7 separate regions of the Homo sapiens genome follow, and regions 1, 2, 4, 5, 6 and 7 are each linked to region 3. The links are chromatin loops, found by intact Hi-C in ENCODE. Cell type or tissue: A673. All regions are shown on one strand.

The links. Peaks named below come from ENCODE experiments on the same cell type or tissue, not always from the same donor. Only the 100,000 strongest peaks of a DNase experiment are listed, where the experiment ranks them.
Region 1: a loop joins it to region 3, with 9 times the contacts of the local background. A loop is called at or near these places in 31 of 110 quality-filtered maps.
Region 2: it touches region 3 in a loop (8-fold over the local background); 83 of 110 quality-filtered maps call a loop at or near these places.
Region 4: it touches region 3 in a loop (6-fold over the local background); 4 of 110 quality-filtered maps call a loop at or near these places.
Region 5: it touches region 3 in a loop (5-fold over the local background); 34 of 110 quality-filtered maps call a loop at or near these places.
Region 6: a loop joins it to region 3, with 16 times the contacts of the local background. A loop is called at or near these places in 8 of 110 quality-filtered maps.
Region 7: it touches region 3 in a loop (7-fold over the local background); 23 of 110 quality-filtered maps call a loop at or near these places.

What each region holds. Positions count from the first base shown.
Region 1 is chr1:17,334,483-17,338,482 of GRCh38, reverse strand. PADI4 (peptidyl arginine deiminase 4) reads right to left here. Exons shown (of 16, transcript NM_012387.3): 4 at 2,257-2,324; 5 at 328-445. Among named protein-coding and RNA genes, the nearest start is that of PADI4, 28 kb to the right of the region's middle. In A673, CTCF peaks have their summits at 1,970 and 2,176 (motif pointing right); a DNase peak (open chromatin) is centred at 2,222.
Region 2 is chr1:17,233,022-17,237,021 of GRCh38, reverse strand. The region is part of intron 11 of PADI1 (peptidyl arginine deiminase 1); the gene reads right to left. Among named protein-coding and RNA genes, the nearest start is that of PADI3, 14 kb to the left of the region's middle. In A673, no CTCF peak of the experiment used is centred here; DNase peaks (open chromatin) are centred at 1,391, 1,671, 3,081 and 3,801; H3K27ac peaks cover 3,779 bases.
Region 3 is chr1:17,057,533-17,061,532 of GRCh38, reverse strand. No RefSeq gene overlaps it. Among named protein-coding and RNA genes, the nearest start is that of SDHB, 5.5 kb to the right of the region's middle. In A673, a CTCF peak has its summit at 1,689; DNase peaks (open chromatin) are centred at 562, 892 and 1,672; H3K4me3 peaks cover 835 bases; H3K27ac peaks cover 1,618 bases.
Region 4 is chr1:17,492,873-17,496,872 of GRCh38, reverse strand. No RefSeq gene overlaps it. Among named protein-coding and RNA genes, the nearest start is that of ARHGEF10L, 45 kb to the left of the region's middle. RefSeq lists a silencer at 2,301-2,443. In A673, CTCF peaks have their summits at 2,228 and 2,438 (motif pointing left); a DNase peak (open chromatin) is centred at 2,492.
Region 5 is chr1:17,124,247-17,128,246 of GRCh38, reverse strand. No RefSeq gene overlaps it. Among named protein-coding and RNA genes, the nearest start is that of PADI2, 6.8 kb to the right of the region's middle. RefSeq lists a silencer at 2,173-2,262. In A673, a CTCF peak has its summit at 2,334 (motif pointing left); a DNase peak (open chromatin) is centred at 2,306; H3K27ac peaks cover 1,670 bases.
Region 6 is chr1:17,272,224-17,276,223 of GRCh38, reverse strand. PADI3 (peptidyl arginine deiminase 3) reads right to left here. Exons shown (of 16, transcript NM_016233.2): 10 at 2,777-2,884; 11 at 1,438-1,589. Among named protein-coding and RNA genes, the nearest start is that of MIR3972, 3.7 kb to the left of the region's middle. RefSeq lists an enhancer at 1,726-2,227. In A673, CTCF peaks have their summits at 1,628 and 1,831 (motif pointing right); a DNase peak (open chromatin) is centred at 1,833.
Region 7 is chr1:17,403,895-17,407,894 of GRCh38, reverse strand. It overlaps RCC2 (regulator of chromosome condensation 2), which reads left to right. Exons shown (of 13, transcript NM_018715.4): 13 at 1-1,135. It also overlaps RCC2-AS1. Among named protein-coding and RNA genes, the nearest start is that of PADI6, 34 kb to the right of the region's middle. In A673, CTCF peaks have their summits at 1,338 and 1,539 (motif pointing right); no DNase peak of the experiment used is centred here.

The DNA.
Region 1 (4,000 bases), 280 kb before region 3:
AAAAGCTTTCATTTCGAAGGATTTCAGGCTCCAGGTTTGACCTAAGAGCGTTTAGGTTGGGCAGCAGGGTGAGGCATGGAAACCAGGGCCTGTAGGAGGCATCAGGAGACAGCACTGGCCTCAGCTCTTCCCTGACCGCTGCGTGAGCTTGGGGAGGTCACTTGACCCCCGAGGGCCTTTGCCCATTGCTTCACCTATAAAACAGATTTGCCAACAAGAAGATGCTTTCAATAACCCTTATTTCAGAGGGCCGTCACCAGGTTCAGGCTATGTGGGCAAAAGGGCTTTATAAAAAGCCCTTCCCGTTAGCTAGCAAATGCTCTTTACCTTCGCTGTCAAGCACTTCATCATCCTCGCAGTCCATGGCAGAAGATTCGAGATTGTCTCTGTCACAGTTCACCAGCAGGATGGCACCCTGTCCACAAGGGCCCCAGGTCCAGGTCCTCTGGACACCAGCAGGGAAGAGTCATGCTCAGAAACTAGCATAGAGCCCTCCAACTCTTGCAAGAGGCATAGCAACTCCCCATCACCTCTTTTTTAAAATTTATTTATTTATTTATTATTTTTTTGAGACGGAGTCTCCCTCTGCTGCCAGGCTGGAGTGCAGTGGCGTGATCTTGGCTCACTGCAACCTCCACCCCCCAGGTTGAAGTGATTCTCCTGCCTCAGCCTCCTGAGTAGCTGGTACTATAGGCGCATGCCACCACACCTGGCTAATTTTTGTATTTTTAGTAGAGATGGGATTTCACCATGTTGGCCAGGATGGCTCAATCTCTTGACCTCATGATCCATCCTCCTCGGCCTCCCAAAGTGCTGGGATTACAGGCATGAGCCACCACGCCCGGCCCCCATCACTTCTTTAACCCAGTGCAGTTTACACATCTTGCTTCCACATCAATTAATTATTTGATCTCAGGAGTGGATTTTTGCCTTTTACTCCAAAAGTCACAACCAAATTCACCCAAAACACAATTCATCCATTTAAAAAAAGGAGCCCAAGACAGTCACATGGATTTTAACAGCTTTTAAGAAATGTTGGCTGGGCGCAGTGGCTCACACCTGTAATCCCAGCACTTTGGGAGGCTGAGGCAGGCAGATCACCTGAGGTCAGGAGTTCAAGACCAGCCTGGCCAACATGGCGAAACGCTGTCTCTACTAAAAATACAAAAATTAGCTGGGCGTGGAGGCATGCACCTGTAATTGCAGCTACTCAGGAGGCTGAGGTAGGAGAATCACTTGAACCTGGGAGGCGGAGGTTGCGGTGAACCGCCCCTGCACTCCAGCCTGGGAGACAGAGCATGACTCCATCTCAATAAATAAATAAATAAATACATAAATACATAAATAAATAAATAAAATGTTGAGCTTGACAAACCAAATGCAGCTAAATATGTATGTCAATATTCTAATCTAAATAGTTACTATTATGTGAACTCTTAATTACTCATTCAGCAAAGTGTGGTACTATTCTTAGCAGCCAGTTAATATCTGCCTAGAGATTAAAGCACATTAAGCAGCCCCACCCTGTAGGGATCTAATAGTGATGGCGCCTCCCTTCGCGGGAGAGCGTTTGCCCCTGGGAAATGACTGCATTTCGGGAGGGATACAGGGACAGATTCTACTCCTAGAGTTGTAATTTGTCTTCCCACTTTTGCTGACCCCACAAAGGATCTTCATCTTTTTACAGGGCACAGCCCCCAGTGCACACCAGCATAAAATGGTGCAGGCAGCTCTGGGGTTTCAGGTTTACCTGCAGACTCTGGTTTAAGACAGCGTTCACCTGCCCTTTCTGCACATCCCATCATCCTGTCTTTCCACAACACACCCTCCCTCTCCCCACCTGGCTCCTTCCCGCCTCTCCCCCTGCCATTTCTTCCTTTCTCTGTTATTCCCCCATGTAGACAGCTCTGCAGAAATCTCTCCCATATCAGCTGTAGAGCATGGAGTAGGGAGTTTTTGAGCCAGAGTCGAGACCTGCCCACGAATTTCCTCTCTGCTGTGTATTAACTGGGTGACTCAGTAGGGTTTCCAGTTTGTAGGATAACACATCTGAACCCACAATTGGTGAAATTCTGATTTTGTAAAATAGATGGGAAATACATAAGCCAAAATATTAATGGTGATGCTAATTTTCTTTCTTTTTTTAACAGTTAACACGGAATACGTGGGACAGGCCAGCATTTGCCCCATCACCACAAGGGGGCGCCCGGGGAGAATCCAGTAGAAGTAGGAAAGGAGCGTTTGGGTGAGTGGTACCTGATCTTTCACAGCTCTGGTTGGCTTCACTTTGCCGGTGCGGGTGATGTCTGCGCACAAGGAGATTTCTGAAATCCCATCAAGTAAGAGGAGAGGTTGGTGAGGGTCCGGGGTTGGGGCACCCAGCCTGGCCCTGAATGGGCAGGTCGTTTCCCCAGGGGACTGTGTGCACCCATAGTGTGAGCCCCTCTTCCCGTCCTTCAGAGGAGACACAGGTTCAAGACATCCCTCCTCCACGGCCCCCAGGAAGTCTGGCTACAGTTCGGACAGCAGAGCTGGGGCCTCTGACCACACCTGTTCCCCTTCAGCGGGGCCACAACTGTGATGTCCACCAGACCCTGCACGTCTGGCCACCCCCAGGGATTTTGGAAGGAATTCCCAACCACCACAATGAGAGGTTCGATGTGAAGCCTCTGCAGGCACACCCTGCCAGCCTCTCGAAAGACTCTGGCCCCAGCCCTCAGTGACCTTGGGGTGGGGGACCCAGCGGTGACACCAGCCCCACGGGCTCTTCATGACATGTGTTGTGACTGTATCTGGGGACAAATTGCAACCCTGAACATGCCCCCACTCTGTCCAAATGGCTTGGCTGAGAAAGCAAACATTTGTTTGTAAATCCTTCCTCCCTCATCCGAATATATGACTGCAAGGTCATTCCAATAAAATAGATCCGTGTGCCCCACAGCATGATATGGTGACCCTTGTCCCACATGAGACTGACCCAGATGACCTTCTAAACATATTCATAGCCACGTCTTAGTTAGGGCCGGGGAAGCATTGTCCTTTCGTGGCCTGGACTTCCTGACTCCTTCACTAACCAATTGCATGACCTTGGACAAGTCTGTTTAGCTCTTGTGCCTCAGTTTCCTCACCTGTAAAATGGGATGATAATAATAATACCAATTTCACTGGATTGTTGTAAGGATTAAATGTAAAGTCTTAGCACAGTGCCTGGCAATTGAGTAAGTGCTGTAGTATTATTACTTAAATATGCATTAATGAATGAAATGCATTAATGAAATGAAACCTGAAGATTCTATATGCTACATATTATATATATATGTGTGTGTATATATATATTTTTTAGTTTTTGAGACTGGGTCTCACTCTGTCACCCAGGCTGGAGTGCAGTGGCACAATCATGTAGTCTTGACCTTCTGGGCTCGAGCAATCCTCCCACATCAGCCTCTTGAGTAGCTGGGACTACAGGCACATGCCACCATGCTCAGCTGTTTTTTTTTATTTTTTGTAGAGACAGGATCTCACTATGTTGCCCAGGCTGGTCTCAAACTCCTGGGCTCAAGCGATCCTCCTGCCTCCGCCTTCCAAAGCGCTGGGATTGCAGGTGTGAGCCACCATGTCTGGCTGCTACTTATATGTTTAATACACATAATGATACTAATCATGATATTATTGTTCAAAATGAGGTCAAGTTTAAGAATGGATTTTATTTAAAGAAGAACATTACATAAATATGAGTATAGGTGGATCATTGATATGGCAGAAATGGTGAAGATGAGATATAAATAATGGAATTTGAGGAACACTATCTATATTCTTGTATAAGACAGTGTCATTATCTACTTTTTGTTATAGATATTTGAGGTATCAAAAAGGAATAGAGGGCCTGGCGCAGTGGTTCATGCCAGTAATCCGAGCACTTTGGGAGCCTGAGGCAGGCAGATCACCTGAGGTCAGAAGTTCGAGACCAGCCTGGCCAACATGGTGAAACTCCATCTCTACT
Region 2 (4,000 bases), 180 kb before region 3:
GTGCTCGGCCAAGCTCTCTGGCCTCACTCCCCACTGCGCCCCTCCTTGCTCACTTGGCTCCAGGCCCACCAGCCTCCCTGCTGATCTGCTGTCTCCAGCCTGCTCTTGCCTCAGGGCCTTTGCACAGCTGTTTCTACACCCTGGAATATTCTCCTAAGTAGCCACATCTTTAACTGCCTCTTCTTTCTTTCCTTCTTTTCTCTTTCTTCCTCTTCCTTCCTTCCTTTCTTTTTTTCTTTCTTTCTCTCTCTCTTTTTTAATTTTTTTTTGAGACAAGGTCTCACTCACTCTGTTGCCCAGCCTAGAGGCTGGAGTGCATGGCTCACTGCAGCCTCAACCTCCCGTGCTCAAGTGATCCTCCCACCTCAGCCTCCTGAGTAGCTTGGACAACAGGTATGTGCCACCACGCACGGCTAATTTTTGTAATTTTTGTAGAGGTGGGTTTCGCCATGCCACCCAGGCTAGTCTTAAACTCCTGGATTCAAGCGACCCCCCCACCTCGGCCTCCCACAGCACTGGGACTACAAGTGAGGGCCACTGTGCTTGGCCTAACTGCCTCTTTTCCTTCAAGGCTTTGTTTAAACAGCAGACTCTCAGCAAAGCTGAGACAAACATTTATTGACATGTGCCACACACATGCTTTACCCAGGCTACCTCATTTAATCCTTATGACAGCCCTGTGGGGTTGGGACTATTACTGTCCCCATTTTACAGGTGAGGGAGTTGAGTCCCAGAAAATTAAAGTTATATGCATTTGTTCATGCATTCATACTATATTCATACATATGATTGGAGGTACTTATTTGTTTTGTTCACTTATTGTCTGTTTCTCTCTGCTGGAATGTTTGGTTGTCTGGTTTGTCCATTGCTAAGGTCAGAAACCAAGGCAGGGTCACTGGACAGCAGCCTGAGGTGCTAAATTTGAGTTTGGAGCCCAGGTAGAAGGAGACCTGGGTTCTGACCGTACTGCTAACTTGCTATGTGGTCCTAATACGTAGCCAACCCTTTTCAAACCTCAGGTCCTATCTATCCACCAAAGGCCTCATTCCTGGTTTTCAGTCCAACAGCCAATGGAATGGGGACACGTCCACACAGGAGACCCCTCACTTTCCCATGTGGGGTCCTTGCTCTGTGCCTGGGAGTTCCCAGAGCAGACCCCTGCACCCTTGAGAGAAGGTTCCTGGCTTGGCTCACTGGCTCGTGAGGCTTGTGGGAGCAGACAGGTAAGGATGTCCATGTGTTGCAGTGTGATATAGAGACTGGGGCAGGAGCCTGGGACAGAGAAGGGAGCAAAGTCCTTGGAGAACACCAAGGAGCCCCTCCCCTTCCTGAGTCTGCATCCTCTGAGCTCTCTGCCCCTGAGCCTGCATCCTCCGAGCTCTCTGCCCCTGAGCCTACATCCTCCGGCTCTCCGCCCCTGAGCCTGCATCCTCTGAGCTCTCTGCTCCTGAGCCCAGGTCCCAAGGATCCTGGAGGAGAGAACTGCCCCATGAGGCATCTGAACAGAATGGTTTCTCCCTGAACTCTGTCCCCAGCTGGACCCGCAGAGCCCCCTCCTGCCTGAGGTCCTACCGGTCCATCCCTGCCCATCTACATGCCACCCATACCGAGTTTTTTCGACTTTTCCTTTGAGCTGTACCTTCTCTGGCTTCCAGGCTTCTGCCTGAGCGCTTCCCTCTGCCTGCAACATGGTCCACTCCACACTACTTTGCCTCCTTCCTTCCTTCCCTCCTTCCTTCCTTCCTTCCTTCCTTCCTTCCCTTCCTCCCTCCCACTCTCCCTCCCTCCCTCCCTTCCTTCCTTCCCTTCCTCCCTCCCTCCCTTCCTTCCTTCTTTCCTTCCTTCCTTCCTTCCCTTCCTCCCTCCCTCCCTCCCTTCCTTCTTTCCTTCATTTATTTGTTTGTTTAGACGGAGTATTGCTCTGTCACCTAGGCTGGAGTGCAGTGGCTTGATCTTAGCTCAGCGCAACCTCTGCCTCCTGGATTCAAGCAATTCTCCTACCTCAGCCTCCCAAGTAGCTGGGACCATGGGCGTGCACCATCAGGCCCAGCTAATTTTAGTATTTTTAGCAGAGACGAGGTTTCACCATGTTGGCCAGGCTGGTCCCAAACTCCTGGCCTCAGGTGATCCACCCACCTTGGCCTCGCAAAGAAGCGTCAATATCGTTGGCTGCCCCTAGGAAGCCTTCTAGGACAACGCACGTGGGATGATATGTGATCCCCTCTCTGATCCATTGCTTGCCTGTCTCCCTCATTAGACTCTAAATCTCAAGGGCAAGCTCCTCAGCCATTTCTGTATCCCCAGCATTAGACTTTGGGCTTGGCCTATAGGAAGTCTCCATAAATATTTACTGAACTGGTAAATGAATGTATGAAAGAATGCACGTAACTTAACTTTTCCAAGCCTCAGCTTCCTTATCTGTAAAGTGGGGATAATGATGGTCTCAGTCTCACAGGGTTGTTGTAGAAATTAAATGAGGTAGCCTGGGGAAAGCACTATGGGTGTGACATGTAGTAGGTAGTAGCTGGTCAATACATTTTTCCAGTTAGTTCCAACCTGCTTTGAAGCAGCCCCACTACTGGGGCCAAATGAAAAATACCTAAGCATTCAAGAGGTGGTTGACACGAATTCTTTATCCCCAGTAATGCTGATTCTGTAGCTAGGACTGGGATTTTCATCAGGCCCGTTTTAAAGATAAGGAAACTGAGGCATGGAGTACAAAATAATTTGCTCATTTAAAATGCATCTGTTTTGTTCACTGATGTATCCCCAGTACCTTTAACTGTGCCTGGCATACAATAAATATTTTTAAGTGAATTAATTGAGTACCTATTGTGTGCCAGGCACTGTGGTATACACTGGTTTGGGGGACTCATCCCAAATCATGTAGCTGGCAAGTGGCAGGGCCAGGACTCAAACCCAAGTCCATCTGATTCCAAAGCCTGTGCTCCTTCCTCACGGGTTCCTCCCTGAGTTAGAGAAAGACTGTCCTGAGGCCTCAAGGACCGTCTGCCCCCAAGGGTGTGGGTAGAACAGCCCACACAGTAGTGTCTGGGCATGAGTCACCAACAGGGTGAGCACATGCCTCTCGCCTGGCCAGTCTCAGCCCCAGGCATCCTGTCTGGGCACCCAGTTACGTGCCTGGGTAGGTGCCAGGAAGCCTCGCCTCATCCGATCCAGAGCTCTGAGGCTGCCAGATTCACCAGGTGAGGCTGTGACCTTCTCAGCACTGCCTGACTCCTCTGGGCTGGAGACCAGATGGTCAGCCAGGGCTTGGGGGGTAAGTGGGGGCACCCCTGCTATGCAAAAACCCCACAAACAGGAAGGTGATCTCCAGGGCTTACAGTGGGTGTCATCTCCAGGGAGGAAACAGGGGGACCCACCAGGACCCTGAACTGCACACGTCATTCTTTGGTTACCTGCAGGGAGGGTGTGCACCCACTCAGCAGGACCTAACAGACATCGCCACCTGTTTGAGCGTTAAAACCTAAATACCTTGTTTCCTGCTCCATCACATCTGTCCAGGGTGAGATCCACTGACTCACCTCTGTCATCAGGGTATCCTGGCCAATCACTTGCTTACCTGCAGCCACCTGCCCTGGGAACTTCATGACCTCAGGACCCTTTTAAGCCATGGTTAGGACAGAAGCTATTCTGACTTCCTAATGGGAGAAGTCAATGAGTCTATTCCTCTGTCTCTGTGCCAGACTGTATCTCACCTCCCCAGCTTCTCCAATTTTTCATGAGAAGCCAGAAACCTGCCTTTTTATGGGAGGCCCTCCCGATATCTGTTTATGTTGGTGACTCATTAAGCTCATAAAATGAGGTAGGCCAAAAGATCGCAGGCCACAAGCGTGTGACTTTTCTCCTAAGATTCTCTGATCTTTTAAATCTGAGATCCTAGGTTGCCGAGTCTTTGATTCCAGGATTCCACGCAGGAAGTTAAGATCACTTCTCAGACTGGGGAATTGTGTTTGTGATGGGGGCACAGGGAGGGTGG
Region 3 (4,000 bases):
TATTCTGCAGCATATATGATGAGACGGATCTATGCATACTAACATGGAAAGACCTCCAAGACACAGCACTTGACGAAAAAATGGCAGCTTGCAGAACATGTATGTTATCGTTTGTATTTTCTAAAAATAAAAATGGCCGGGTACAGTGTCTCACACCTCTAATCCCAGCATTTTGGGAGGCTGAGGCAGGCAGATCACAAGGTCGGCAGATCACAAGGTCAGCAGTTCGAGAACAGCCTGGCCAACATGGTGAAACCCCGTCTCTACTAAAAATACAAAAATTAGCCGGGTGTGGTGGCACACACCTGTAATTCCAGCTACTCAGGAGGCTGAGGCAGGGGAATCGCTTGAACCAGGAGGCGGAGGTTGCAGTGAGCCGAGATTGCACCACTGCACTCCAGCCTGGAGACAGAGCAAGACTCCATCTAAAAATAAAATAAAATAAAATAGAAAAATAACAGCAAGCAAAGCCATGGATTTCTGTAGAAACATACATATGTAAATACATACAAAGAAAAAAATCTGGAAGCAATCCCATGAAACTGACAATAGCAATCACCCCTGGGAAAGGAAGTGTGACTGAGGGGATTTAAGCTTTATCTATATTGCTTGAAATTTTTACATAGTGAGAATTTAATTACATATGTACAGTATTCTAAAATAATTTTTTAGAGCTGCCTGAAATCCTTGACATTGTATGTATGCTGAAGTCTTCCCATTCTGATAAGCATAATCTATTTCCCCTAATAAGGCACAGTTATCTTTTACCTCTTTCCTTTCCCCAGCTGGGCTCTCCACTACCAATTTAAGATTGATGGCTCCCTATAGACACTAACTCATTTAATTCTCCTCCCTGCAAGGCGACTGTTTCTTTTTCACCGTCTTACACAATAGGAAATGAATGCACAAAGAGGTTAAGGAACTTGCTCAAGATCACAGAGCAAATGGCTGATATAACAGGGTTTCAGACCCCTAAAGGCCTGCACACTTAACCATTCTACCTACCAGCCTCCCTAAGAGGTCAAATTGCCTTTAACGTTCTGCAGCTCTCTGACTTTTGTTTCCAGTCGGCTGGCATCTCGCCGCTACGCATGAATATTTACCCACTATTCGTATTTGCATTTCATTTGCATGGCTGTGTCTCTGACAGAAAACAGTGCTCAAAAGCCAGATTCGGCTGGAAAGGGCGTTTGATCATGGCATTATACGGTGTTTGCAAAGTGCTCACCCACACACATCCAGAGGAACAAACTAACTGCTCATTTGAGAGTATGCTGGTGACGGCAGGCATCTGGGAATGAGGCAGAAGTTAGCAGGGTGGGTGAGCTCCAAATGTATGTGTGTGTGTGCTGCTATAGGGCCAGCAGCATGACAGTCCCCAGAAGGCCTTGGACCACTTGCTAAGTCCCAGCAGCTGAGCTGACTTCAGCTGTGTGAAACGCAGCCCCATCTGGAGTGGGGGTGGCTCATGACTTTTTTGCTCCGGGAGTTCCATAGAGGCTGCTCTTGAAATTGGAGAAGCCTGTAGCCTATGATTGTCCCCATCCCACTCGAAGAGAATATTTTGAGAAGTCTAATTATATGGTGGGGTTTGCATGGGATGAGGGAAGAGAGTTTAGATAAGGCCTTTCTAAGGGCAGGTTGGCAAGGTCCAGTAGGGAGCCCTGGGTAGTTCTGTGAGGCAGCAGCACCCTCTGTGGGTAGACCAGAATGGCTGCAACCACCATGTTCCCACGAGCCTTAGGCGCACGCCTGCAGCCCAGCCCATCTACCTAACAGAAGAGGCTGACCTACTTGCTGGGTGACCTGCGGTGAGTTGTTGACACTCTCTGAGGCTCAGTTGCATCAACTGTAAATGAAGAATAGTAATCCCTACTTTGTGCCGTTGCTGAAATGATTACAGAGAGGACATGTACCCAAAGTGTTCTGCATAGGACCTGGTACACAGTACCAAATGTGTCCTCCAAATGTGGCAGTTACCATCATTAGTCACCCCAATAGCCCCATGACCCTTAGTATAGATGACCACCGAGTGCCCTAGCATAAGGGACAAGGCTTCTCTGAGAAAAATCATAGATGGGACTGGGGTGGGGGCTAGAAAGGATCTGTGCCGCTGGCTGGTTGACGTTTTGATTTGCCAATTCCGTCTATTCCAATTCTGGGAGTCCTTGACATCGGTCATGGGAGGCTCTGACAATAAATACGTTCATAAAGAATTAAAAACAGCCCAGGCGCAGATGCACAGTCCTGTAATCCCAGCACTTTGGGAGGCAGGAGGATTGCTTGAGCCCAGGAATTCAAGACCAGTCTGGGTAACATAGGGAGACTCCGTCTCTACAAAAAAAAAAAAAAAAAAACTTTTTTTTTTTTTTCAGACAGAGCCTTGCTCTGTCGCCCAGGCTGGAGTGCAGTGGCACGATCTCAGCTCATTGCAACCTCAGCCTCCTACGTTCAAGCAATTCTCTTGCCTCAGCCTCCCGAGTAGCTGGGATTACAGGCTCCCACCACCACACCCGGCTAATTTTTGTATTTTTAGTAGAGACGGGTTTCACCATGTTGGCCAGGCTGGTCTCGAACTCCTGACCTCAAGTGATCCACCTGCCTCGGCCTCCCAAAGTGCTGGGATTACAGGCACAAGCCACTGAGCCCAGCCTACAAAATTCTTTTTAAAAGTAGCTGGGCATGGTGGTGCATGCCTGTGGTCCCAGCTACTAGGGAGGCTGAGGTGGGAGGATCACTTAAGCACTGGAGTGCGAGGCTGCAGTGAGCCATGATCATGCCACAGCACTTAAACCTGGGTGACAGAGCAAGACTCTGTTTCAAAAAAAAAAAGAATTAAAAACAAACTTGCAGATAGCAATAAGTTATATGAAGAAAATCAAATAGAGTCAAGTGGGTCAAGCCCTCAAATTGCCCATAGTCTGGGGAGGCAGACATATTCATGGGTCATTGTTAAAACAGGTGTTGCATGCATGGATGGCATATGCAGAGGATATTTTGATAGGGACAATCAAGGAGGGACTTCCTAAGGGAGGAAAAAGTTGGAGCTGAATCTTCAATGATGACAAGTCAACCACATGAAGGAGGAGGAAAGGACACTCCAGATCCAAGACACGGACGTACGCAAAGGCTTGGAGGTGTGAAATGAGGCGGGGAATAGAGCAGGCTGTATTACAGGGACAGAAGTAACTGGAAGGGCCCGCGGGGGAGCCGGGGAGCCTTGGAGCTATGGTGGGAGTTGATGGTTGATTGGATATGGGGTGGGGAGAAGAATCAAGATGACATCGAGTTTCTGGCTTGGATATCCGGTAGATGGTGGTGCTAATAAGACAAGTATAAACTCCTCAGGTGAGATGTACCGTTTGGGATAGGTTGGGTTTAAAGGACCATTGGGACGCCCAGATGGAGATGCTCAGGAGACAGCCAGGGAGACGGAAAGGACGAAGCCCACTGGCCAAAGGCAAATAAAATCCTAAATTTTGGCTGGGCGCAGTGGCTCATGCCTGTAATCTCAGCACTTTGGGAGTCCGAGGCGGGTGGATCACGAGGTCAGGAGATCGAGACTGTCCTGGCTAATACAGTGAAACCCCATCTCTACTAAACAAAATACAAAAAATTAGCCGTGCGTGGTGACAGGTGCCTGTAGTCCCAGCTACTCGGGAGGCTGAGGCAGGAGAATGGCGTGAACCCGGGAGGAAGAGCTTGCAGTGAGCCGAGATCGTGCCACTGCTCTCCAGACTGGGCAACAGAGTGAGGCTCCATCTCAAAAGAAAAAAAAAATCCTAAATTTTAGATGAGAAGGCCCCAGAGCTCCACCACAGCAATCTGTTGCTGTGGGTTTTTCCCAGAGGCAAATGAATCTCCCAGGCAACATCTGATATTTCCTCCTAAATCCAACCCTCCTTCACCCTCTGGCTGGCAGAAATCATCCAGGTTGCCCTAAATTACAAGACACCAGACTACAATTGATTGTACAAATGACAGTTGATACAACATAATG
Region 4 (4,000 bases), 440 kb before region 3:
AAAACCCTGTCTCTACTAAAATATAAAAAATTAGGCAGGTGTGGCAGCACGCACTTGTAGTCCCAGCAACTCCCGAGGCTGAGACATGAGAATTGCTTGAACCCAGGAGGTGGAGGTGGCAGTGAGCCGAGATTGTGCCACTGCACTCCAGCCTGGGTGATAGAGTGAGGCATGGTCTCCAGAAGAAAAAAAAAAAAGAAGAAGAAGAAGAAACAGGTAAATTTGTGTGCTTTTCTGCTTTGGTTTGATGAAGAGTAGGCAGTTGTGAAGAAGTATAATTGGAGAACAAAAGAGTCTGATCTAATGATAATAGATAGGGGGCGGTGAGGGGTGGCAGGACGGTGGAAATGGGACTTAGCAAGGCCTGATTGTTCAGATTCTTCTTGGCATCTCTGTGTCTTTGGCTCCTTTCCTTTGGGAATAGAGAGGGCACCTCCCCAGTGAAAGCTTTATGGTCTGATCAGGGAAGAAGGGAGAGGCAAAGGTGAGAGACTGCCCATCTGCTTCTGCTGTTTTCTCCAATGTTAAGATGCCATGGGCCGGGTGCGGTGGCTCACGCCTGTAATCCCAGCACTTTGGGAGGCCGAGGCAGGCGGATTACCTGAGGTCAGGATTTCAAGACCAGCCTGACCAACATGGAGAAATCCCATCTCTACTCAAAATACAAAAATTAGCTGGGCGTGGTGGCGCATGCCTATAATCCCAGCTACTCAGGAGGCTGAGGCTGGAGAATCGATTGAACCTGGTAGGCGGAGGTTGCGGTGAGCCGAGATCGTACCATTGCACTCCAGCCTAGGCAACAAGAGTGAAACTCTGTCTCAAAAAAAAAAAAAAAAAAGACTGAGTGGGCACAGTGGCTCACGCCTGTAATCTCAATGCTTTAGGAGGCTGAGGGAGGAGGATGGCTTGAGTTCAGGAGTCCGAGACCAGTCTGGGCAACATGGCAAGACCCTGTCTCTACAAAAAAATTTAAAAATCAGGCCAGGCACAGTGGCTCACACCTGTAATCCCAGCACTTTGGGAGGCTGAGGCAGGCGGATCACCTGAGGTCAGGAGTTTGAAACAGCCTGGCCAACATGGCGAAACCCTGTCTCTACTAAAAATACAAAAATTAGCCAGGCGTAGTGGCAGGCGCCCGTAACCCAGCTACTCGGGAGGCTGAGGCAGGAGAATTGCTTGAAACTGGGAGGCAGAGGTTGCAGTGAGCCAAGATTGCGCCACTGTACTCTCCATCCCAGGCAACAGCGTGAGACTCCATCTAAAAAAAAAAAAAAAAAAGGGTGGGCGTGGTGGCTCATGCCTGTAACCCCAGCACTTTGGGAGGCCGAGGCGAGCGGATCACCTGAGGAGTTCGAGACTAGCCTGGTCCAACATGGTGAAACCCTGTCTCTACTAAAAATACAAAAATTAGCTGGGCGTGGTGGTGGGCACCTGTAATCCTAAGTACTCGGGAGGCTGAAGCAGGAGAATCGCTTGAACCCAGGAGCTGGAGGTTGCAGTGAGCCGAGATCTTGCCACTGCACTCCAGCCTGGGTGACAGAGCGAGACTCCATCTCAGATAAAAAAAAAAAAAAAAAAAAGTCCAGGCACGGTGGCTCACGCCTGTAATCCCAGCACTTTGGGAGGCTGAGGCAGGCAGACCATGAGGTCAGGAGTTCGAAACCAGCTTGACCAACATGGAGACACCCCATCTCTACTAAAAATACAAAAATTAGTAGGGCATGGTGGCAGGCGCCTGTAATCCCAGCTACTTGGGAGGCTGAGGCAAGAGAATTGCTTGAACCCAGGAGGCAGAGGTTGCAATGAGCCAAGATCGTGCCACTGCACTCCAGCCTGGGCAACAGAGCAAGACTCTGTTTAAAAAAAAAAAAAAAAAGGTGTCACAGCCTCTACCCTGGAGTCATCATGGGTGCAACATGGCAGGTGAAAGTTGGAGCTGGGACATTCTCTCATCAACCAGCAATGATAATAAAGGGAAATAATAACACAGCCCTGGCCATGTGCCTGACGCTCTGCTTCATATTTTATAGAATAACTCATTTAATTGTCCCAACAGCCCTATGAGGTGGTTACAATTATCCCCATTTTGCAGGCGAGGAAACTGAGGCACAGAGAGGCAAAATCACTAGTCCATGGTTACCCAGCTAGCAAGCGGTGCCTCTAAGCTCAGCACTGCACTGATGATTTTATTAGCTCACAAACTCCCCAAGGTAATACAGCCAGTTTATAGATGAGAAAATCAAGGGTCAGATGGGAAAGTCACAGACTCCAAGATCACACAGGTAGCAGTGTCTGCACCCAAGGCCTGAGCACTTTGTTCTCAGAGAACAAAGGAGGTCTCCCCTCTGTCCGGAAGCCTCCTGAGGACAAGGAGGTTGGCTGTGGCCCCACTGGAGGCTGGACCCACCTGGGCAGAATCGTGGTGCGGAGGCGCCCTCTGCTGGCAGCAGGGAAAAGACCAGCAAAAGGAGCCTTCCTTTCCTCCCTTTGCTTCTGGCCTAGAGCAGGTTCTTGAGCACCTCCTCTGGGCCTTGCCTGGCACTGGGGATGCTGAAATGGATGAGTCATCACCCCTCTCTTATCCCCTCAGAGGAAATGAACCATTTTGAAAGGGTTATCAGCAGAGGGCTGGGGAGAAACACCTGACCTAGCCTGGGCAGTCTGAGAGGGCTTCCTGGAGGAGGTGATCTGCATTGAATGAAAGGTAGCCTGATTCAGTTCAAGTCTCTGGGACCAAAACAATTTAGGCTTCATTGGCCAGGGTAGTTGTCACAGGCCACCCTGATCATGATATCAAGAAAACCCAAGAGCCAGATGCAGTGGCTCATGCCTGTAATCCCAACTCTTTGGGAGGCCAAGGAGGGAGGAGCGCTTGAGCCAAGGAGTTTGAGACCAGACTGAGCAACATAGAAAGACCCCCACTCTACAAAAAAAAATTAAAAAATTAGCCAGGCATGATAGCACACACCTGTGATCCCAGCTACTTGAAAAGCTGAGGTGGGAGAATCCCTTAAGCCCCGGACATCAAGGCTGAAGTGAGCTGTGATGGTGCCACTGCACACCAGCCTGGGTGACAGAGCAAAACCCCATCTCAAAAAAAAGAAAAAAGAAAACCCACAGAAGTGAAATGTAAATGAGGGCTCTGATAAGCCAAGGAATTTCAGGGGGAAGTGCCTTCCAGGCAAAAGGAACAGAGAGGGCAAAGGCTCTGAACACAGAAGGTGAGACAGACCAAGGAACAGCAAGGGGGCAGGTGTGGCTGGATCAGAGTGAGCAGAGGGGAAGGAAAAGAGTTAGGGAAGGGAGCTAATAGAAAAATTATGACTTTATGTGTGGGTGTGCTGCCTAATTCACCCAATCCACCTTTCATTGTCTTTTTTTTTTTTTTTGAAACAGTCTCGCTCTATTGCCCAGGCTGGAGTGCAGTGGTACAATCTCAGCTCACTGCAACCTCTGCCTCTTGGGTTCAAGTGATTCTCCTGCCTCAGCCTCCCAAGTAGCTGGGATTACAGGCACTCACCACCATGCCCGGCTAATTTTTTGTATTTTTAGTAGAGATGGGGTTTCACTATGCTGGCCAGGCTGGTCTCAAACTCCTGACCTCGTGATCCACCCACCTCGGCCTCCCAAAGTGCTGGGATTATAGGCGTGAGCCACAGCGCCTGGCAAATTTGGTTACTTCTATGGTTTACAATAACTTAGCATAATAGCCATAATTATAATTGATAGCATATACTTAGACATTGGAATTTTAGAAATCCCATACCATTTTGGAATATATATTAGTACTATTCACAAAAATATAACCTAAAGAAGATTGACTGCCTGGCCGCTGCACTGTCTGGGAAGTGAGGAGTGCCTCTGCCTGGTCGCCGTGCAACCCTCCAGGTGTGAAGTGGCAGCCTTGTGTGTGATCTTTCTGCCCTCCCCAAGTTTGCATTTTTGACAGTAAAGTTTACTTTTAAATTAAAAGATTTAAATTGGGGAAGATTAAAAAAAA
Region 5 (4,000 bases), 67 kb before region 3:
TTTGAGACAGAGTCTCGCTCTGTCGCCCAGGCTGGAGTGCAGTGGTGCAATCTCCGCTCACTGAAACCTCTGCCTCCCGGATTCAAGTGACTCTCCTGCCTCAGCCTCCCAAGTAGCTGGGATTACAGTCATGCGCCACCATGCCCAGCTAATTTTTGTATTTTTAGTAGAGACAGAGTTTCACCATATTGGCCAGGCTGGTCTTGAACTCCTGACCTCAGGTGATCCACCTGCCTCGGCCTCCCAAACTGCTGGGATTACAGGCATGAGCCACCATGCCTGGCCCACTAAAGTTGTTATATTTTAAAAGAATACTTTTCCTAAATTTTTTCTTAAATTTTTAATCGTGGTAAAATATACATACCATACAATGTGCCATGTAAGCTATTTGTAAGTGTTCAGTTCAGCAGAGTGTTAGGTACGTTCACATTGTTAAATGCAGCCAATCTCCAAGACTCTTTTCATCTTGCAAAACTAGAATTCTACGCCCACTAAACGACAATTTGCCATTCCCCTCTCTCTTCAGCCCCCAGGGCAACCTCCTTTCTACTTTCTGTCCCTGTGAATCTGACTATTGTAGGTACCTCATTGAAGTGGAATCATATAGGCCAGGCACAGTGGCTCATGCCTGTAATCCCAGCACTTTGGGAGGCTGAGGTGGGAGGATTGCTTGAGCCTAGGAGTTCAAGACCAGCCTGGGCAACATAGTGAGACCCCATCTCTAGCAAATAAAAGAAAAAAGTGGAATTTGTCCTTAAGAGAAGATTTTTAACTTGAACTCAAAGCTAAAGTGGGATTGTTGAATTTGAAATGACAGTAAGTGGAATAATAATTTTTGAAAACCAAAGGAGATCCTTTTTTTTTTTTTTTTTGAGACAGGGTCTCACTCTGTCACCCAGGCTGGAGTGCAGTGGCCGACCTCGGCTCACTGCAACCTCTACCTCCCAGGCTCAAGCAATCTTCCCACCTCAGCCTCCGGAGTAGCTGGGACCACAGGCACACGCCAACACGCCTGGTTAATTTTTTTGCATTTTTGGTAGAGACGGGGTTTCACCATATTGCCCACGCTGGCCTCCAACTCCTGAGCTCAAGCGATCTGCCTGCCTCCGCCTCGACCTCCCAAAATAGTGAGATTACAGACATAAGCCACCGTACCCAGCCTACTATCTTTTTTTTTTTTTTTTTTGAGACAGAGTCTCGCTCTGTTGCCCAGGCTGGAGTGCAGTGGCATGATCTTGGCTCACTGCAGGCTCCCGGGTTCACACCATTCTCCTGCCTCAGCCTCCCTAGTAGCTGGGACTACCGGCGCCCGCCACCACGCTCAGCTAATTTTTTTTTGTATTTTTAGTAGAGACGGGGTTTCACCGTGTTAGCCAGGATGGTCTCGATCTCCTCACCTCATGATCCGCCCACCTCGGCCTCCCAAAGTGCTGGGATTACAGGCGTGAGCCACTGCGCCCAGCCCATTATCTTGTTTAAACCTCACAACCACCTGGGAAGGAGGTGCCATGATTAACCCCCATTTCACAGATGAGAAAACTGAGACTCAAGTGAGATGACTTGTCCAAGGTCTCCTAAGCCAGGAAGGGCTAGGATGTCAATCCAGGTGGACTGATTCTCGAGATGGAAAATGTGACCACATCATGGGGTATGGCAGAAATGATTATAGCGCCTTCTTCCAATGTGGTTGTAAATGACTGCGTGATGTTCTTCCTACACAAGGGTGTGTGTGTGTGCATGTGTGTGCATGCGTGCGTGTGTGTGTGCACGTGTATGTGCGTGTGTGCATGTTGTGTGTGTGCATGTGTTTGTGAGCATCCGTGCATGTTTTTTGCTCCTGCTAGGTTGCTCATAAGGATGGACCTGTGTCCCCACTCCCACCCGCACAGCACCTGACTCTGTGATTTGTTTATCAAGTGATTTTTAAAACGAATCAACGACCCAGGCTCACAGGACAAAGGCACTGAGGTAACAGGACAGGCCTGAAGGATGAGACACAAAAGACCTCCCTCTTTTACCAACTGGCTCTGCGCCCTTCGGCCGGTCACTGCCCCTCTCTGGGCCCCTCTCATCCTTCTCTGAGCTTCAGTCGCCCCTTTGTCCAGCGAGAAGTTCCCACTCTAAGGGACCTGCCACTGACCTCACACAAAGGTGGCCCCTGAATTCTGACCCAAACCACCAGGAAAAAGAGGGTCCCAAAAGCTAAAGGAAGGTGCTGAGCAGGGTGGGACAGAGGCGGAGGCATTCTGATCTCTCGGGCTCAGGCCGGCCAGCGCCGCCTCCCTGCTTCCAAGATGGGGATCTGGCGCCACCTTGTGGTCTCCGCCTCTTGCGGCCTTCGCGTGTTCCCTGTTTTAACTCTTGCTATTAACCCCACTGCTGCCCTCTGGGAACTCTGAAGCAATTCCACTCTCTTCACCAAATATTTATCTACTGTGCCCAGCTGTACCCAGGCTCGACCCAGAAAAATCATGAACAAGTCCCTGCCTAACCATTTAGAGGCGTCTGGATCTGCACCACCCATAGAAAAATGATGCAAACCAGCCGGGCGTAGTGGCTCACGCCTGTAATCCCAGCACTTTGGAAGGCCGAGGTGGGCAGATTACTTGAGGTCAGGAGTTCGAGACCAGCCTGGCCAACATGGTGAAACCCTGTCTCTACTAAAAATACAAAAATCAGCCGGGCATGGTGGCGCGTGCCTGTGGTCCCAGCTACTCCAGAGGCTGAGGCATGAGAATCACTTAAACCCAGGAGGCGGAGGTTGCAGTGAGAAAAGCTCATGCCACTGCATTCCAGCCTGGGTGACAGGGCAAGACTCTGTCTCAAAAAAAAAAAAAAAAAAAAGGAAGAAAGAAAAATAAAAATGATGGCAACCACAAATGTGTGCCTCACAGGTAACCACATTTTCTAGTAGCCACATTTTTAAAAGCTGAAATAAATAGGTACAATTAACTTTAACAATACGTCTTTGGGCTTTTTGATGTTTGTTTGTTTGAGACAGAGTCTTGCTCTGTCGCCCCAGCTGGCATGCAGTGGCACGGTCACTGCTCACTTGCAGCCTCAACCTCGTGGGCTCAAGAGATTCCCCCAACCTTGGCCTCCCAAGTAGCTGGGAGTACAGGGGGTGCATCACCATGCCTGGCTAATTTTTAAATTTTTTTGTAGAGACAGGGTCTTGCTATGTTGCCCAGGCTCATCTCAAACTCCTGAATGTTAGTGATCCTCCCTCCTCAGCCTCCCAAAGTGTTGGGATTACAGGCTTGAGCCACCACATCCAGCTAATAATACATTTGCATTTAATGAAATACATTCACCATATTATCATTCCAACATGGAGTCAATTATTTTTAAAATTACCATCTTTTTCTCCTTGTAACTCCTTGAAATCTGTATTTTACACCAGGGGTCCCCAACCCCCAGGCTATGGACCATTACCAGTCTGTGGTCTGTTGGGAACCAGGCACACCGCAGGAGGTGAGCATTGGGCTAGCAAGGGAAGTTTTGTCTTTAGATTCCCATAGGAGCACAAATGCTATTGTGAACTGCGCAGGTGAGAGATCTAGGCTGTGAGCTCCTGATGAGAATCTAATGCCTGATGACCTGTCACTGTCTCCCATCACCCCCAGATGGGACCATCTAGTTGCAGGAAAACAAGCTCAGGGCCCCCACTGATTCTACATTACGGTGAATTGTAAAATTGTTTCCTTATGTATTACAATGTGATGATAGAAATAAAGTGCACAAGAAATGTAATGCGCTTGAATCATCCCGAAACCATCCCCACCCCCATCCATGGAAAGCCTGTCTTCCACAAAACAGGTCCCTGGTGCCAAAAAGGTTGGGGACCACTGTTTTACACCTACAGCATGTGTCAGTTCAGATTAGCCACATAAACCTTGTCTGGCAGTGGCTACATGTTGGAAAGCATGGGTCTAGGACCTCCCAGGCTTACTCTGGCCCCCTGGCAGCCCCTCAGACAACTGGCTTATTACATCTTCTC
Region 6 (4,000 bases), 210 kb before region 3:
CTGGGATTACAGGCGTGCACCACCAGGCCAGGCTAATTTTTCTGTATTTTTACTAGAGATGGGGTTTCACCATGTTGGCCAGGCTGGTCTCGAACTCCTGACCTCAAGTGATCTGCCCGCCTCAGCCTCACAAAGTGCTGGGATTACAGGGATGAGCCACTGCACCCAGCCAGATACGTATATTTTAAAATTCCACTTAGGGTGAGTTCTGCATGAGGCAGACTCAGGACAGGTCAGTCACACCAGGGCAATGACCTACCAGGTCCCACCATCCAGGAAAATCTTCAGAACCACCCTCACACCAGGTTCTTATTCTCCAAGAGACAGATTTCACCCCCATGTTCAATTTTTACGAAAATGTATCTAAGGGCATGGTCCAGCTTCCTCTTTCAATGGGATTATGTATTTGAGGGCAGTAGTCCCTTCCAAAGCTTGACTCTGGATTCATTCATTATTTGATCCCAAGTCTGTTCTAACAGCTTTGTTGCATTTGGTTAGCTCAATGTCTTGGTCTAGTCCACAGCAAGTAACCAATATGATAGGATTCCTTTTCCATCAGCACCCCTGTGTCACTACTGAACAACACATCATTTGTTACTCTCTCTGTATGTTATTGTCATTTCACTTAGCATGTCTTGTACCTCACTTCTCTTGCTCTCAGGAAAAGATCTTATATTAGTCATTTACATGGTAGTATGAACAAGCTTTGACCTAAATGCATTTTCTCCCAGGACTGTTGGGAATGGAAACTTTTTCTTTGTTACTTTTTTTTTTTTTTTTTTTTTTTGAGACGGAGTCTCGCTCTGTCGCCCAGGCTGGAGTGCAGTGGCATGATCTCAGCTCACTGCAAGCTCCACCTCCTGGGTTCATGCCATTCTCCTGCCTCAGCCTCCTGAGTAGCTGGGACTACAGGCGCCTGCCACCACGCCTGGCTAATTTTTTTTTTTTTTTTAGTAGAGACGGAGTTTCACCATGTTAGCCAGGATGGTCTCGATCTCCTGATCTCATGATCCGCCTGCCTTGGCCTCCCAAAGTGCTGGGATTACGGCATGAACCACCATGCCCACTCTTCTTCTGTTACTATTAATTGACTGTTACTAGTATCATCTATTTATTTTCAGAATCAGAAAACTTGAGTCTAGTTATAACTTTGCTTTCTATGTGACTCACTTACCCTCTCTGGGCCCACTTGTAAAATGAAAGTGTTGGACTGAATGATCTCTTAGGTCTCTGCTCTCTCTGGTTTCAGAGTCCCCGAGGTAAGTGTGGACTGTGTCTGGTGAACACCCACCAACCCCAGCACATCCGGGAGTATAATTTCATCATTCCTTGCTTCTGGCTCTCTTCAAGGAGTGCAATGGCCCCTGCTCCACCATCATCACCACCCCCAACCCTCAGCCTCCACCCCAGGAACTCCATTCCCTGTCTCTCTCTCACCCAGGCAGGTTGCCCCCAATGAGGATCCTCCCCAGGGGGTACTCTTTCCCATTGGCCACCACTGGAGGGCTGACCTCCAGGTTCCCAAAGGAGTCCAGGCCACTCACAGACCTGTCGCGTGGTTCCCGAGTCACGTAACCAAAATCTGGACCCTGGAGAGGGAAACCAAGTCAGGCGGGGGTGGAGGGTACCAGGAAGGGCCTGAACCAACTTGCTGGGCTTTGAGCTCCTTCAAGACAGGGTGGGAAAGGCCATCCATTCTTCAGGTGGAAATACAGAGTCATTGGCGGTGGGTGGGGGATCTGACCCAGTCAATATTTCATGCACGCATAGCAGGCAAAGTCGGGAAGTGCTCGGACTCTCTGGCCCTGCTGCCTTATCACGGCAAGACAGCAGGGGGCGCTCCGGTTGCTCCTGCACTCCCCATCGGACATGGAGCCTGAGGCCATGGCCACTCCATCCCCTTACCTACACAGCCTTCCTGCAAGTTCAGCCCAAGGGCAAGTAGCAGCTCAAGTGGCCAATTGTGGGAACCAAGAGGCTGCTGATGGCCCTCTGGGCCTCTGTCTTTGAACTCTAGAGAAGGGGAGACCTCCCCAGGGCTATCTCTCAGAAGCAACTTCGACAACATCAAGGGTCAGGAGAGAGAGCTCCTAGCATCTGTGTGATCAGTGAGGGGGTTGGAGGGGTCTCTTGTTCTTTACGGCACCAGGCAAGTCACTCTTGTTTTCTCAAGAGGTCCTCGTTAGCAATCATCACCTTCCCTGTTATCCTTTTTCTTAAAATAATGATACTAGCTAATAGTGGTGCGCGCACACACACTCCCTCCATGCAGGTACTGTGATGATGAGATGCTTCACAAACCCCTGTGAGGCCAGGGCCAAAATGTCATTTTTACTGATGAGGAAACTGAGGCTCAGAGAGCGGTAGTAACTCACGCAACATCACACAGCATGTAAGTAACGGAACAGGGTTGGTCTGACCCTAAAGCTTGTGCTCTGAACAGGTGCACCATCCTGCCTCCCCTATTTAGGGCTGCCAGATTCAGTAAATAAAAATACAGGATGCCCAATTAACTTTGAATTTTAGATAAACGACAACTTTTTTAGTGTAAGTATATCCCATGCAATATTTGGGACGTACTTACACCAAAAAGTTAACCTGTTGCTTGTCTGAAATTCACATTTGACTGGGCATCCCTGCATTTTATCTGGCAACCCTACCCTCATCCCTAAAGAGCACGGTTCCCACTGCTGCCCTCTGTACCCCACACCCCGGTGTGGCCCCTGGGGTAAGGCCTCTCAGCTCTCAGGGGTGGGCTGCGGCCGGGACCACTCACCAGGATTCTTTTGTAAGGGAAATCCTGCAGTTCCCCATTCCTTGGGGAGTCAAAGACCACCGGGAGGGTCTTGTGCGGCGCCTGAACGTAGCCCAGCTCCATCTCATCCTGCAAGTGAGGAGAGGCGAGAGACGCACAGCTGTGACAGTCAACAGCTGCCCCTGCTGGCTCGGCTCTGAGCCCTGTGGGGCAGACTGCTCACCAAGTCCCCTGGCCCAAGCATGTTTTGTGCTTGGAGGCGGACAGGACCGAGGTCAGGGTGCCTGCTGACTGGAGGAGGGGCTGGAGGCTCAAGGAGGGGGTGCACTTGTCTAAGGTCACACAGCAAGACAGAGGCCGGAGGTGAACGAGAACATGGACATGACCTTGGGGGTGTCCCTGTGAGTACTGGGCCAAGGCAGGTGGACACAGAGAAGCACTCACAGTGGCCTGAGTTGGATCCATAAATGTGCCCAGGTCAGTCCTGACCCCTCTGGTTCTGGAGGAAAAGATGGCCCAGTGTGAATGAACTTCACATCCAGGTCCTGCCCTAAACTCTTTATAAACATTAACTCCATTCATCCTCATGACATGCCTGGGCGTGGGCACCATAATTATCCCATGTGACAGATGAGGAAAATGAGGAACTAAGAGGTCTAATTATTTATCCAGTCCGGGCACGGTGGCTCACACCTATAATCCCAGCACTTTGGGAGGGTGAGGCGGGAGGATTGCTTGAGGCCAGGAGTTTGAGACAACCCTGGGCAACATGGCAAGACCCCATCTCTACAAAAAATTAGCTGAGCCTGGTGGCTGCACCTGTGGTCTCAGCTACTCGGGAGACTGAGGCAGAAGGATCACTTGAACCCAGGAGTTCCAGGCTGCCAGTGAGCTGTGATCATGCCATGGCACTCCAACCAGGGTGACAGAGAGACACTGTCTCCAAAAAGAAAAATAAATTCAAAATATATTAATTTAAAAAAATAAATAAAAATTAAAAAATATTTGTCCCAAAGCTCACAGCTAGTTAGTTGGTGGCACAGCCAGGCTCTAAACCCAGCCCATCGTGCCCCAGAGTCCTGCCCCAAACCCTCTCACTGGACTGACCTCCGGCCAAGAGGAAAGCTCCTTAACTTGGAATTCAAGGTCTCCGACCTCAACCCTTGCCTTTCTCAGAACCAGTGCCCTGACAGAGGAGAACACACAAGGTTCTCTCTCCTGCCTCCCACCCCCGGGCCTTTGCGC
Region 7 (4,000 bases), 350 kb before region 3:
GGACCCAAGAGAGGCGACAGCTGTGGCTGGGGCTCTTGGTTTCCAGAGGGTCTGGACTGGTTTGGGTGCTTTAAAATAGATATTTAGTTCAGTGGTGCTTATGGGGGAGATGGGACTAGAACTTAAGTGTGAGACTTGGGTGGATGGGAAAGTTAAATATTGGTCTCTTCAAGTTTTTTTTTTCTTTTGCTTTGTTACCACTTGTCACTGTCTCCATGTTAAAATGCCAAAAATGATGTAGTTGTTGTTGCTTTTTTCCCTATTTTCCACCCCAGTCGCTCCTTACCGTGACTCCTGCCCTTGGAGGGCATGTAGCAGTGTCTGTCCTGCCAGTCCCAAGGCCCTGTGGGAGGAGACTGGCCTGCATCTCTCTAAGACTTAGTCTGACGCCACGCGCATCTCTTGTTCTGTGTTCAATCAGTAGTCCAGGGGAGAAGCTTCTGCTACTTCAGAGCTTTGCTAAACTAACCTAATTTGTCCAAATCACCCCAAAACCACCATCTCTGACGTAAGCTTCCATGCGACAGCCTGATCCGTTTCCCTGGACAGGTCTCTTTCCTGGAATGCAGCCCAGGCACCTGTGCTCCTGGCACCCTTGAGGTCTCTCCTTTGAGCCGTGGTCACCGAGAGGGTTGAGGACGCAGCACCCGAGGTCCCAGCCTTTGCAGGAGCCTCCCTGGGCTTAGCTGGACTTAGATCTTCGGTGGCCTCATGTAAACGTGGCAGCCAGCCTCTTCTAGAACCCTAGCCCAGGGACTGGAGCAGGAAAGGGACCTTCAAAGTGAAGACTGCCTTGTCCCGCAGCTCCTTCTGGCTTAGATTGAAAAATGGGCTTCCTAATGGGTTAAATCCTTTAAAACAAGGAGTTGTGGGGGAAGGGTGTCGTGCACTCCTAGAGAAAGGTACACAGTTGCCCGGTTGGGAATGTGCTTGGCGCTGACCCTGCGGGCATCTGACTGGTCTTCCAGCTCAGGAAAAAGAATTTGAAAGAGGCTTAGCGTGAAGGGGAATCAAAGAGGAGGTTGTGATTTGGTCGAAGGTGCCTGGTTTAGTGCTGTAATTGTCTTATTATTTTTTTTATATATATATTTCTTGGAGTAAACATTTTAAATAAACAACAACATTGTCTACTGTCTTGGATTTTGCATTTCTTTTTCGGTTGGAACGGAGCTCTGTTTTTCTTAACTCCTTATATGTGTACCTCCTAAGCCCTGGCACCCACAGAAGGTGGTGCCAGGAGACATGTGGCCCCAGGGGAGCTTCCAGGTTTAAACTGCACTGGTTGAAGTGAGTGGATCCCCCAACTCTGCCCCATGAAATGCTAGGGGAGTGGGACAGAGTCAGTACCTCAGTTGTCCAATTCAGAAGTGGAGTTCTTTGCATTTTCACTGGGGCTTTGAGAGGAAAAAAATAAGTCATGGGAGGCATCCAGCGCGGTGACTGCATGTGCACCCACTCCCCAGACTTCAGCAGGGGGCTCTGGTCAGGCCCCGGCTGTGGCTTCAGGCCAGTGCTGCTCTGTGCAGGCATTGTGGCCAACTGCCCACCAGAGGGCACCAGGAGGCTGGTCGTAGGTTCAGAGATCACGGACACTCTCCCTTCTAGGCTGCTGCTGAGTCTATACCGGGCAGAGTCCTAGACCAGACCCTTGCACAGGACACCGGCTCCCTGCAGCCGCAAAGATGCCTGGGATCCCTGGAACCTCGAGTGCAGGCCACCTTGTGTTGACTGGCTGAATAGTGTCCAGACCAGCCCCTCCTGGCAGGCATTGGCCCAGTTTGGGAGAGGAGGAAACGGTCTCCCATGGCCTGTTAGCTGCAGAAGGAGCATGTGCACTGTTGCAGGACAGTCCAAATGTAAAACACGGTGTTTCCCCATCTCCCCCCTTGGCAGCTTGGAGCTTCCCATCAGATGCTCCTGCCCTGGAAGAGCCCCCGTGGGCAGGGAAGCCACTGCTGGGGGCAGCGTCCCTGCTGACACACTGGCTGTTGTGTATTGGGCACATGCTGCAAATTGAGTGTCGTGTGTCTCGCCCCTGACTCCTGCAGTCCACTCCGACAGTCTTTTTGGAGACTGAGTTTCTTTCACCCAGGCTGGAGTGCAGTGGCATAATCGCAGCTCACTGCAACCTCTGCCTCCTGGGTTCAAGCGATTCTCCTGCCTCAGCCTCCTGAGTAGCTGGGATTACAGGTGTCCACCACATGCCTGGCTAATTTTTGTATTTTTAGTAGAGATGGGGTTTCACCATGTTGTCCAGGCTGGTCCCGAACTCCTGACCTCGTGATCCTCCCACCTTGGCCGCCTCCCAAAGTGCTGGGATTACAGGCATGAGCCACCGCGCTCGGTCTTGTATTTTTGAGATGGAGCTTTGCTCTGTCGCCCAGGCTGGAGTGCAGTGGTGTGATCTCTGCTTACTGCAACCTCTGCCTCCTGGGTTCAAGCAATTCTGCCTCGGCCTCCTGAGTAGCTGGGATTACAGGCAAGTGCCACCACGCCCTGCTAATTTTTGTATTTTTAGTAGAGACGGGGTTTCACCATGTTGGCCAGGCTGGTCTCAAACTGACCTCAAGTGATCTGCCCGCTTCAGCCTCCCAAAGTGCTAGGATTACAGGCGTGAGCCACCACGCCCGGCCACACAGGCAGTCTTGAAGGGAAGGCTGTTTGTTTTTTATTCCTGTGTTATAGAGGGAAGTGGGGTGCAGAGAGAAAATGGCTTTGGCTGAGGGACACAGTGGGGCGGGTAGGAAGACCTGTGCCTGGAACCACAAAGATCCTAGTAACAAAGATGGCCTCCCCTGCTCCCCCAGCCTGCCCCTGGCTGAGGACAGGGAGCCCATGTGACCTGTGGCCACCCTGGAGGGGCTGTCTTGAGAGCTTCGAGAACATCCAGGAGACCTTCACCTGCCCTTCCAGGGGCAGTGTAGGTGGCCAATACAGAGCAGCCGGGGCCTGCCAGGCCTGTGGCTGGGGGATGGGAGAAGCCTCCTGAAGTCGGGGGGGCAGAGAAGGCAGGCTCCCCACGGGCGGCTCTGGAGGTTTTTTTTTTTTAATGTCCCCCAGGCTGGAGTGCAGTGTCACAATCTTGGCTCCCCGCAACCTCCTCCTCCCAGGTTCAAGTAATTCTCCTGCCTCAGCCTCCTGAATAGCTAAGATTACAGGCACAGGCCACCACACCCGGCTAATTTCTTTGTATTTTTAGTAGAGATGAGGTTTCACCATGTTGACCAGACTGGTCTTGAACTCTTGAACTCAGGTGATTCCTCCCACTACCTCAGCCTCCCGAAGTGCTAGGATTACAGGCATGAGCCACCGTGCCCGGCCTTTGGCTCTGGGGTTTTCTCACCTGCAAAGCTGCTGCCTCCTGCTATTGTCCTGCCCCGTCAAGCCAGCAGCCTTTCTGGCCAATGTCCTCCACACTAAGCGGCTCCTTAAGCTCCCAGGGAAGAGTGAAAAGGGCTGGAAGGATGGCGAATGGGGAAGGGGACTTGCCGGTTCCTACCCAGCCCTGCTTTGCCCCGAACACCTGCCCCAGCCCCACATTGAAGGGCGGGGACCTGCGGAAGCGCCACGCGGGATGGTCAAGCTGGAGGGTCTCAGGATCCAGCTTAGCTGGTGTTCACACCAGACAATAGCAATGGAGCCCACTCTCCAGACTGGGAGGACTCAGTAGGCAGGGATGCAGGGAGGAGGGAAGGGGAGACAGGAACAGCCCCTTCAAGGCTTTGGAAGGGAAATGGGGGTCGCCCCCTGCTAAAAGCATTCTGGGCACTGAAGCAGCCTGGAGGGGAGAGGACTCGGTGCCTCTAGAGAACTAAAAGATGGCCTGTTGCAGGTTGGGAGGCACATGGGAGGGCTGGAATCTCCAAAACCCTCAGCTGCCCCCACACTGGGTCCCCAGCACTCTCCCACCCACCCCCCACCCCGCCAGCATTTCCTGTGATTTTTGTTCTTTTTTTTTTTGAGACGAAGTCTCACTCTGTTGCCCAGGCTGGAGTGCGGT